2 separate regions of the Homo sapiens genome follow, and region 2 is linked to region 1. Evidence: read pairs that join two places in POLR2A ChIA-PET (ENCODE). Cell type or tissue: GM12878. All regions are shown on one strand.

Evidence for each region. Peaks named below come from ENCODE experiments on the same cell type or tissue, not always from the same donor. Only the 100,000 strongest peaks of a DNase experiment are listed, where the experiment ranks them.
Region 2: POLR2A ChIA-PET joins it to region 1 with 8 read pairs; 1 of 35 experiments calls an interaction of 5 or more read pairs at or near these places.

The regions. Positions count from the first base shown.
Region 1 is chr13:95,703,812-95,706,311 of GRCh38, forward strand. The region is part of intron 1 of DNAJC3 (DnaJ heat shock protein family (Hsp40) member C3); the gene reads left to right. Among named protein-coding and RNA genes, the nearest start is that of DNAJC3, 28 kb to the left of the region's middle. In GM12878, no CTCF peak of the experiment used is centred here; no DNase peak of the experiment used is centred here.
Region 2 is chr13:95,221,703-95,224,202 of GRCh38, forward strand. All of the region lies in intron 4 of ABCC4 (ATP binding cassette subfamily C member 4 (PEL blood group)), which reads right to left. Among named protein-coding and RNA genes, the nearest start is that of SNORD13G, 13 kb to the left of the region's middle. In GM12878, a CTCF peak has its summit at 1,135; a DNase peak (open chromatin) is centred at 1,051; H3K4me3 peaks cover 754 bases; H3K27ac peaks cover 1,585 bases.

The DNA.
Region 1 (2,500 bases):
AATTTCAGTTACTCTGGCTTTTTTTTTTTTTAACCTGATTGAGTGACTCATAAACTTTCCTTCTTGAAGGGACTGTGTCTTATTTGCTCTGTTTTTTGGTTGCTGTAACGTTTCATTAACCTTGTATTGAGCATGGAAGTAGTATGACATGCCCTAGGCAATCTTCTGGGTTCCACTTACCCTACTTTGCCTCCATTGCAAAATAGCACACTTGTTTGCCCTTGGTAATTCGGATTCATTTTTCCAACTAGTAGATTAACCAATGTTTTTGGCTTGTTGGTTTCAGTGACATAAGAAGTACAAAATGGCCATATGGGAGTCTCATCTTCCAATTAATCGGAAACATTGTTGTGTCCCCTTTGGAAGCATTTCTCCTTTAAGGACTAAGATCTCCAAACCATCAGAGCTCAAAGTTGCCAGGACTAGAAACAGAAATTTTGCAAGTGGCTTATGTGGGTATAATAATGAGAGGAGCCATGCCTGCTTCTACTTTTTGATTCCTGGACTGACATATTCTGGCTGTGGGCAAGATAGCATCATATAATGGTCTGTGATTGAAATAATAAACTGCAGCTTGTAAAACAGAGCCCCATCCTTTCAGGTTTTTGTCTCCTAACTAGTGCTGCTGCTGAAGTCTTCAGTAAGCCATTCTATGTGATGGAGTAATGGTAAAACCAGTTAATCTTAGTGTCATGAGCACATTGTCCACCTCTTTTGCTATGAAGTGAATTCCTTAAGGAGATACAGTGCTGTATAGAATGCTGTAATGATAGGTAATACATTCTGTGAGTCTATGAATGGTGGAGTTGGCAGAAGCATTGCAGGCAAATTCATATCTGGAATATGAGAAACGGATCCATTATGGAAGAGAACCAAATAAAATCAATCTGCCACTAGGTGGCCAGCTGTCTCTTTCCCACCCATGGTGCCATACTGGGAATTCAGTGTTGGTCTCCAGCATTGGCAGATCAGATGCTCTGCAGTAGCTTTAGCCAGATCAGTTTTTTCAGTTTTAGAAAGGACTAATCTGTGTGTGTGTGTTTTTTTTTTTTTTTTTTGAGACAGAGTCTCGCAGTGTCGCCCAGGCTGGAGTGCAGTGGCATGATCTCAGCTCACCGCAACCTCCACCTCGTGGGTTCAAGTGATTCTCATGCCTCAGCCTCCCCAGTAGCTGGGATTACAGGCATGCACCACCACATCCAGCTAATCTCTGTATTTTTAGTAGAGATGGGGTTTTGCCACGTTGGCCAGGCTAGTCTTGAATTCCTGACCTCAGGTGATCTGTCCGCCTAGGCCTCCCAAAGTGCTGGGATTACAGGCATGAGCCACCGCACCTGGCCTAATCTGTGTTTTTGAACCCATTCATAATCTCCATCCCTGCCACCATGGCCACTTTGTTCATGGGTCCATTGCACAAGCTTAGATATGATGGAGAAGGAGGTTGAGTGCCACCCATAGAGTATGTCATTTTATCTACCTGATTATTAAGAGCCTCTGCATTGATGTGCCCACCTAGTCTCTCATGGTTCAGTGCTGCTGCTTAAGTTTCTGTGCAACTCTAAAATCCCATCATCCGCACTGAATTCAACTTATCTCAATATTGACTTCCTCCTGTAGTCATACCTGTCCTACAAAGGGGAGTGACAAGAATTTTGAAAACCTTGTTAGGTGGTCCCTCACTAATACATTTCTCCCTCTCTCTCTCTCTCTTTTTTTTTTTTTTAATTTTGTTTCAGAGACAAGGTTTGCTCTGTCTCCTAGACTGGAGTATAGTGGCACGATCATAGCTCACTGCAGACTTGAACTCCTGGGCTCAAAGGATCCTTCCTCCTGCCTCAGCCCCCCAAGTATTAAATAGCTGGGATTCCAGGTGTGTGCCACCATGCCTGGCTAATTATTTTATATTTTTTAGAGATGAGGTCTCATTATGTTGCCCGGGCTGCTCTTGAACTCCTGGCCTCAAGCAGTTCTCCTGCCTTGGCCTCACAAAGTGTTGGGATTACAGACTTGAGCTACTGTGCCTGGCCACTAATAGGTTTCTAAATGTCTTAGTAAAAGGAGTGTTTTCTAGGCCCTCTCATGGACATAAGTGGCAATTTGGTGTGTAGGTAACACATGATAAATCCAGTCCAACCTTCCTATCTCTCTAAACCTTTGGATCCCTCTCTCTTATTATGCTAGGGAAACTTTGGAACCTCAGCCTTATTAAATGTTAAATTAATATAATTAATGCTTAATTAAATTAAACTTCAAGTTTCAGTCAGCCAATCAAGTAAGCTGTTAAAGCCACTTCCAGTTTTGTGAGTTAACACATTAAATGTGGGATCTCTAGTACAGAAGTAGTCAAACCTTTTCTGTAAAGGGTCAGATAGTAAATATTTTAGGTTTTAGAGGCCATATGGGTTTTGTCACAACAACTCTGTTCTGCTGCTATAGTGTGAAAGCAGCCATAGACAATATGGCCCATCCATTAATGGGCATGGCCCCATTCTAGTAAAAC
Region 2 (2,500 bases), 480 kb before region 1:
AAAAATGTAAAAATTTGCTATAACAGGATGTCTTAGAAGATAGAAAAAAGGAAAAAACAGAAAAAAAACTAAAATTTAAAAACTGAATTAATATTTTTAAAAAATAAATAAATCATTGGCCATGATTTCAATATAAGTCCTGGGGAAAGGAATGCAGAGCCTCATGCGGCCCTTTCCCTTTCAAGGAAGCCACGTCCAGCCTCCCTCTCCACACCTGTTGTTCCCTTCGCCATCCTCTAGTACAGAAACTTCCCTGAGGCACAAATTAAATATACAGATTTCCAGGCCCTTTCTCTAGAAATTCTGAAACAGCAGGTCAGGTCTGAGATGGCCCCAGGATTGGGGTTTTTGTTAAGCACACAGGTGACATATGGCAGATGCTGGAGCCCCTCAGTCTTGCATATGCCCTCACCCTCCATCTATTCAGTAAGGAAGTTAAACAGGCATGTCCTACAGCTCACACAACCACACCCTATACTGTACACTTGGAGCTCCCAGCTCCACAGCTCATAAACATCTGGGCTATTCAACTAGCAGAGAGACTGGGCTCTGGCCACGGCTAAGTGGCTCATACCATAACGGCCCACTCCTCTGCCTCAGAACTGTACAACACTAGAAGGCAGATGTCTCCAGACACCAAGCATTGCCTTGGCTCTGAGCTAGGACACCACTTTCCGACTGTGGCAGTGAGCTGAAGTCCAAACACATCACAGCAGCCCTGCTGAGCAAAGGGGTGGAGGCCAGAGCTTGGGTTAGTTAAAGCCACTGGCATCTGCATGGCCCTGGACAGTAAGCAGGTATCAGAAGGGAAGGGCCCCAGAAGGCTGTGGGGTGGGGGTGCTACAAGTCCTTGGCTGATGCGCGGGCACAGGTCAAGGCCGCCCAAGCCTTAACAGAGAGCTGGTGCTGAGGAGGAGTGAGCTGAATAGAGATACTGAAGGTCAAGCTGAGGTGAGGTACTGAAATTCTCACCAGACCAGAGTGCGGAAACCTCATTCATATATCATTAACACACCTGGCATACGGTTGAAACACCAGAGAGATCATGTCTTAGAATTCAAGAGCACTATCCAGAGAAATAATTCTCAAACAGGGCAATTTTGCCTCCCAGGAGAGATGTGGCAACGACTGGAGGCACTACTGGTTGTTACAACTAGAGGGACGCTTTCGGTATCTAGTGGGCAGAGGCCACAGATGCTGTTCAACATCTTACAATGCACGGAGCAGCCTCTCCATCCCCAAAAAGAAATTATTTAGCCCTAAATGTCAAGTGCTACCCAGGTTGAGCACTAAAAAAGAGTTAACTCTAAACTTGCCCAAGAAAAAACAAGCACTACCTAACAGGGCCTGCAAATGACACATGTTTTGAATCTTGAGTCCCATCAAGTTAGAGAAGCTTGGAAAACACCTGAAAATTTCCAAAGTTCTGCCCTAACAAAGCATAAAAAACAGGCCTATGAGTTCAGCCAGTTAATATGGTATTGGAGTAAAATTCAATACTTTTTAGAATTATCAGAAGTCAGACATACAATGTATCATCCAAAATGTCCACAATAAAAAACCTTAGACATGCAAGAAAGAAAATTTAACTCAGGGCAATAAAGAAAGCAGTCTTCATAATAAAAACCAAACCCCTCAAATATATAAATAATAAAAGTAAATCCAAGTAGGCACACACATTGGATTTTAAGATTTACAGAAACAAGTATAAATGTACAATGGGTTAGTATGTTCAAAGAAACTGAGGAAAAATATGAGTAAAGAGATAGAGATTTTCAGCAAAAAAGTGTAAAGTTTTTTGTTTGTTTGTTTGTTTTTTGAGAAAGAGTCTCACTCTCACCCAGGCTGGAGTACAGTGGTGTGATCTCAGCTCACTGCAACCTCTGCCTCCCGGGTTCAAGCGATTCTCCTGCCTCAGCCTCCTGAGTAACTGGGATTACAGGCGTCCGCCACCACACCCAGCTAAATTTTGTATTTTTAGTAGAGATAGGGTTTCACCATGTTGGCCAGGCTAGTCTCAAACTCCTGACTTCATGTGATCTGCCCGCCTTGGCCTCCCAAAGTGTTGGGATTACATGCCACCGTGCCTGGCCAGTGTAAAGTATTTTTAAAAAGAGCCCAATAAACACTCTAGAGCTGCAATACTGAAATGAGAAATAAAGGAGAAAAGAAAAATCACTGGCTGGTCTTATCAGCAGTTTAAAAGCAACAGAGAAGATTGAATAAAAGTGAAAAAGACTGACTGTCCTATAAGACAATCTCAAATAGTTTAATATATATGTAATAGGAGTCCAAGAAAAACAAGAGTGTGAGAATAAGTCAAAAAAAACTTAAGATATAATGGTTAAATATTTCCTAAACTTTACAATAATAAAAAGAATCAAATCAAAGATCCAAGAAGCTCAGCAAACTCCGAGAAGTATAAATACCAAGTAAATTATACCTAGGATCATTATCAATCCTCTAAAAAATCAGTATCAAAGAGAAAAAAAAATCAACC